2 separate regions of the Homo sapiens genome follow, and region 1 is linked to region 2. Evidence: chromatin contacts called from ENCODE Hi-C or POLR2A ChIA-PET data. All regions are on one chromosome and are shown on one strand. Each heading gives the region's core, a stretch centred on a gene start or an enhancer-like site at or near the end of the contact. The rest is flanking DNA. Distances are from core to core; before and after follow the strand shown.

Region 1 (3,063 bases), core at 384-2,883, 620 kb after region 2:
CCCATTACACTGAAAAGTTATTTAAAGGCAACAAACCATGCTTTATCCATCTTTGATCTCCATATCTTATCAAGAGAGACTATGATCTTTCTTTCTTTTTTTTTTTTTTTAACACGAGACTGGAGTTTTATTATTACTCAGTCTTCCAAAAAGACTATGATCTTTCAACCTTCTTACATAGTCACTTTCTGCAGAAAGACAATAACCTTTTACCCGATTCACACCCTAAAAATCTGAAGTCCTTCAACCATGATAATTTACTGTAAACTTAAATATAAGTGCTTGCATGTAATATCTCACTCTCATAGTGAAAAGAGCAGATGGTCTATTATTATACATATCAAACAGATACTACAAGATTAAGAATGGTAAAGAGTTTATTCTACAAAGTTTTGGTACATTCAAATTATTTCATTAAAATGCTTTAAAGAAATCAAGGAATGACTCAAATTTAAATTTACTCAAGTCACATTTTTCACTTCTTAAGGGGCTTAAAGAAAACATACACACTCACATAAAAGATCATTAAACCTATACTGCTTGTTTAGAAAAGTAATTTATATTAGATGAGTAAAGAATAACATATAAACAAGAGTAAATTCACCAAAGGATTTTAGTTTTATAGAGCTGATAAAGCAGAAAATAAGCATTATCTAAAATGCCTGATTTATTAGTCTCAAAGGATTCCTAAATACCATCCCTGTGTCTGTGTTGACTAAAATTAGTCCTACTCCCCTAAGTAACTTACTTATCTAGTAGACTCTTCCAGAGGCAGAGACTAAGTACAGTACTTTAAAGGGCAAGTTACAGCTGCTGTCAGTTATAAACTTGGCATGAACACTTTAGCAAATCTCTCAGGGTGGGAAACAACTAGATTAGAATAAGGAAGGCATTAATTTGTTCTTCTATTATAGCCTTTATCACACAGCTGCAATGATTTGTTTACCTCTCTGTCCTTCCCAGTGAACTGTAACTCATGGGAGAATCTGTGCCATTCATTTTTAACCCCAGCACTGTCTGGAACATAGTAGGTACTCTTGAACCATAAGCTAAAATAAATTTGAAAAACAGATTTTACAATGGAAGCAACCACAATTTAAATAGCAGAGCTAAACAAAACTTCCTAACACTGTTTAAAAGAATATGTTAGGTGTTAGATGAGTTAAGAGAAAGTCACAGCTTTCAAGGAGTTTTCAAACCATCTTGGTATGCCAGATATATTATAGCTTTCCTTTAAATCCTTTTAGACAACAGAATAAGTTAAAGGATATTTCAGATTTTAAAAGGAATTACACGCCTGCTACATGGCAAAGTTTTTTAACCAGGGTCTTAGATTCTTGAGGGTATGCAAAGAAATAATACTGAATTATAATATTTCATACAGCCTGAAAGAAACAATACATTTATTTGAAAAATAATTTGTTAGGGTTACCCATGCTAAATAAAAATCTGCCAAATCAACATGGTAATAAAGTTGGCAAGGTCTAAATAATAATGAATACAATCTTACCCAGTAAATACCATTTGGTAAAAAAAACACTTAACTCCACATCTAACTAACATCTGCTCCAAAATTTGCTGTTTCTACACTATCTCCCACTCATAAATCAACCCATGACAATCTAGCTTCCTCTTTTATGCTGCGTTGAAACTACTCTTCCAGGTGACCATTGATCCTGTTCTTAAATCTAATGGACACATTTAGCCCTAATCTAACCTACTAGCAACCTTTGCTACTGTTAACCACTCCCTATTGAAATGTTCTTCTGCCTTCATTTCTCTGATGTCTGACTCTTATTCTCACTACACTGTCATCTCTAGCTGCTTGTTTTCACTTTCCACTGTCCTTTTTTTCGAAGAAGTCAAAGCAGTCAGTAGGGAGGGGCTGGATGGCACAGCAGCCTTTATAATTGCTTTCATCTGTTTTTAGTCAGAGTAAACGAGATTCGTTTATTGATAATAATAAAAATTTATTTGCATGTGCATTTACAGGGCCTATTTATTTTGTTTCTCTCATATTTCAGAATTCCACAATTCAATTAAAATGATGAAACCACAATGTAACAGTCTGGCTCAGTGAAAGTGTAAAAAAGAAAAAACCACCCAGGTTTTCTTATCCTAAAGGCCCAAGCACAGCTCCTGTTTCCCACACCCTTTAGTCTATAAAGAAATATGCCAGCCCAAAGCAGAATAGGTGACTCACCTCCCTCCCTGGGGCTGTTAGATAACTATTTTGGCTTTTGATAGCTGTCATTTTCAGTACAGATTATTCATTCATGCCAACAAAGTACTTAATTAAGCAGAGTATATGATAAAATTTTAATGTGAATGATCTCAAACACAGGTATCTTGAACTATAGAAATTTTTGGTCTACGGTCAAGTCAGTTGGTATCATCTTATCCCAAACATTTATGATAGCTGTCTCTTGGGAGGTTGGTCTAATTTTGCAAGGTTATACTTACAAAACCAAAAACAATCCCTCTGAATTTACCAAAACCAGAACAAACTTAAAAGTTAACACACTACAGATTAGTGGTTCTTAAACTTCAGCATGCATCAGAATCACCTCAATCACCTGTGAAAACACAGATTCCTGAGCCTCACTCAGTTGATCGAACACTTCATGAGACTGTCTAACAACTTCTCAGATAACAGTGATGCCAATGCTACTGGTCTGGAGAGCCACTACTGACAGAAAGTGTAGCCTCAACCTTGACTAGGGAACAAACTGCTGGATTGTCACCTTGATCCAAAAGTTTCCTCAAACAAATATAAGCAAATTACTTATGGTTCTTTATTATGCTATTCTTTTTTTTTTTTTTTGAGACAGTGTCTCGCTCTGTTGCCAGGCTGGAGTGCAGTGCACTCAGCTCACTGCAACCTCCGCCTCCTGGGTTCAAGCGATTCTCATGCCTCAGCTGGGATTACAGGCATGCACCACCATATCCAGCTAATTTTTGTATTTTTAGTAGAGATGGGGTTTCACCATGTTGGTCAGGATAGTCTCGATCTCCTGACTCCGTGATCTGCCCGCCTCGGCCTCCCAAAGTGCTGGGAGTACA
Region 2 (2,848 bases), core at 17-2,516:
GAGAAACACAGAGTTGAGAGATTTCTGAGGAAATGGTTTGAACACCTCCAGCCAGTCATTTCATATGCCAATATGGGGAAGTTTTGTCATGTGTTGACTTGGCTAAGCTACACTCTGTCACTCAGAATCCCCTTTGCTATAAATGTCTGATTAGAGTGGAACGCAAAAGACATTTTGCATGGGATTCAGAAGGTGGAGGTGAAGGCAACCACATTGTTTTTATGTCTGAAAGGGCTGGGCAGGGGCACCAGGTTCTGCTGCAGTGCATGTGCTTTGTCAGTTATCTACTGACTTTCCTTTGTTGTTGTGAGTCAACAGCCAGATTTACATCTACTCCACCTTCCCTCAGATTCTCTTACACTTTCACCGGCTCCTGGGCCAAGTGCATGTTTAGCTTGCACTTGGAAAGCATGACACTTGGAAAGATGACAAAGGGTGCCATCTTTCCTTCTGCAGGAAGGAGTTGACGTGGTCTGCAGATGATAAGACACAGACCAGGTTCCAGTCCATCCTCAGAGGTCAGATATATATATATATATATATATATATATATATATATATATATATCCCACTTTCCTGCTAGACAGCTAGCTCTGAAGTCTTCATGCTCCAGCATCAGAAATGAAGACAACAGCTATATGAAAACTCATGAACTAACCAGCTTTCAAAATTGCATAGATCTAATTCTTGTAATAAATCTCTTAGTGTGTGTGTGTGTGTGTGTGTGTGTGCGCGCGCACAGACACCTTTGATCGATTGAGCCGTTCTCTGATTGGACCCCAGCTGATACAGAATATTATCAAGTATCTTTTTCATTACATAGTTAATGTTTAAGTCAGTATGGTTTAAGTTTAAATTTAAGCCAGATGGAATTTGGTTTCTGTCACTTGCCACTAAAAAATGATTAATATGCAGGATTACCCTATTTTGACTAAGCAACTTGATATCCTGAGGGCAAGATCTGTCCTTCGCTTCTCCTTAAATCCCCAGCATGCAGCAAAATGTCAGATACATAGTAGGCACTCGACAGGCACATGTTGAATGAACTAACTAAAGGCCACAGAATAAAAATATTCTCTAGGGGACCCAGAGTTGAAGCCTCACACAATGTGAATCGTGTGGAAGATGAAATGCGAGATGAGAGGAACCCCATGCCTCTGCAGAAAGCCATGAAGATCCTGGGTCTGAGAAGCAGCTGGGCCTCCCACCTGGCCGCCTGGAGGAAGGCGCAGCACAGGCCTGACATCTCATGTTCACCACAAGCACAACAGGTGTCCTGGGGCCAGCCAGCCCTCGCACGGAAGCGAACTTCCTGTCACTGCCGACAGGGATTCACTAGATGTACATAACAGAAGTGGCGCAGGAAGGCATTTTTTCAATAGAAAATTTGAAAGCATATCAGATTCCTAGAAAAGGAAGCTTCTGAGAAGGTGATTTCACAGTAAGAAACCCCATGAATCATTAAAAGGATTTATATCTGAGATAAAACATAAATGTGAATCATTCTTTGTGCTTGTCTAGAACATTTTAAGAGAGCCTAAGGAAGTAAGTGGTTCATGGGAACCACAAAGACAAAAATTTCTCAACAGAAACCTTCCAAATGGTTTGACTGATATTCAGCATAAGTGAATCAGGCAATGAGCCAATTTATTTCCAAGAAGAAGCCTTCACAGAGAAAAAGATGTGACAATCACCTTGAATATTGAATCAAAATGGCAGAGGGCAGGCTAATCATGACCCCCAAAGATATCCAAGATCTAATCCTGGAACCTGTGAATATTACCTTATATAGAGAAAGCACATTTGAAGATGTGATTAAATTAAGGCTGTTGAGATGGGAAGAGTGTCCTGGATTATCCAAGTGGACCCTAAATGCAACCACAAGTGTACTCGTAAGAAGGAAAAAGAGGTAGATTTGACCATGGAGGAGATGGTGATGTGAAGAAGAAGTCAAGAGAGATTTGAAGATTCTGGCCTTGACAATGAAGTAAGGGGCCATGAGCCAAGAAATGCTATTCTAGAAGGTAGAAAAAATGTAAGAAAAGGGATTCTTCCTAGAGCCTCTGCTGGTGGTGGGATGGATGGGGGTGCATGGTCCTGCCAACACCTTCATTTTACCCTCTTAAAACCTATGTTGTACTTATACCCTCCCACCCCCGAGAACTGTAAGAGAACAAAGTGTGCTGTTCTAAGTCATCATGTTTGTGATGATTGGCAAAAGCAACCATGGGAACCTCATATTACGGACCAGACCCCAGAGCCACAGCTTGCTGGATGTAGAAAAGAGGAAACAGTGCTGAACATGGGCCTACTGGAAAGCAGGATGCTGCAAAGACCAAAGACTTACAGAAAAGAGTCCAAATTGGCTCCCCACCCCAAAGGGTACTCTTCTGAAATACAGAATAATCTGCAGCCCTCTATCCCTGCCCCAAAAGAAACCTCTCTTCTCTACATCAAGCATAAGAAAAATGCTTGATGGATTTCCTGGATCCACAACCATCTACTCTCCTAAATTTTTTTCTGGTGACCTTGGTATCTGTCCCATTGACTCGCCCCTTCCTTTCATCTCTATGCTTGGCTCCTTCTAATCGACATTTCACTTAGCTTGAAGGTTTCTTTCCCTGGCTTGACTTTGGCATATTGTCTTTAGGGTTCTACTGGTTCCATGTCTCATATCCCATTGGCCTGAGCAGCTCTTCTTCCATATTCAACCATGGTTCATGGAATCCCATCTGGAATTATCAGCCCAGCTCACCTTAGTTTTCTATGAAGAAGGTGTAGTGGAACAGAGAAAAGCACTGGCTCTGGAGCCAGAGAGAGACAAGATTTTGGAACCTGGCTCCACCTC

The links. A loop is a pair of places that touch in the nucleus more often than their neighbours do. ChIA-PET counts read pairs that join two places held with the same protein, here RNA polymerase II (POLR2A). Pooled maps may share reads with other maps.
Region 1: a pooled map shows a loop between it and region 2 (10-fold over the local background). The contact joins two enhancer-like sites. A Hi-C loop is called at or near these places in 6 of 50 pooled maps. POLR2A ChIA-PET finds 5 or more read pairs at or near these places in 2 of 52 experiments (B cell and CD4-positive, alpha-beta T cell).

The regions. Positions count from the first base shown.
Region 1 is chr12:89,662,043-89,665,105 of GRCh38, forward strand. The region is part of intron 1 of ATP2B1 (ATPase plasma membrane Ca2+ transporting 1); the gene reads right to left. Among named protein-coding and RNA genes, the nearest start is that of ATP2B1, 45 kb to the right of the region's middle. Within about 2 kb of position 1,634, at least 3 of the 41 ENCODE cell types and tissues checked have a DNase peak (open chromatin) inside an H3K27ac peak, as active enhancers do.
Region 2 is chr12:89,039,050-89,041,897 of GRCh38, forward strand. No RefSeq gene overlaps it. Among named protein-coding and RNA genes, the nearest start is that of LINC02458, 21 kb to the left of the region's middle. RefSeq lists an enhancer at 25-94. Within about 2 kb of position 1,267, at least 4 of the 41 ENCODE cell types and tissues checked have a DNase peak (open chromatin) inside an H3K27ac peak, as active enhancers do.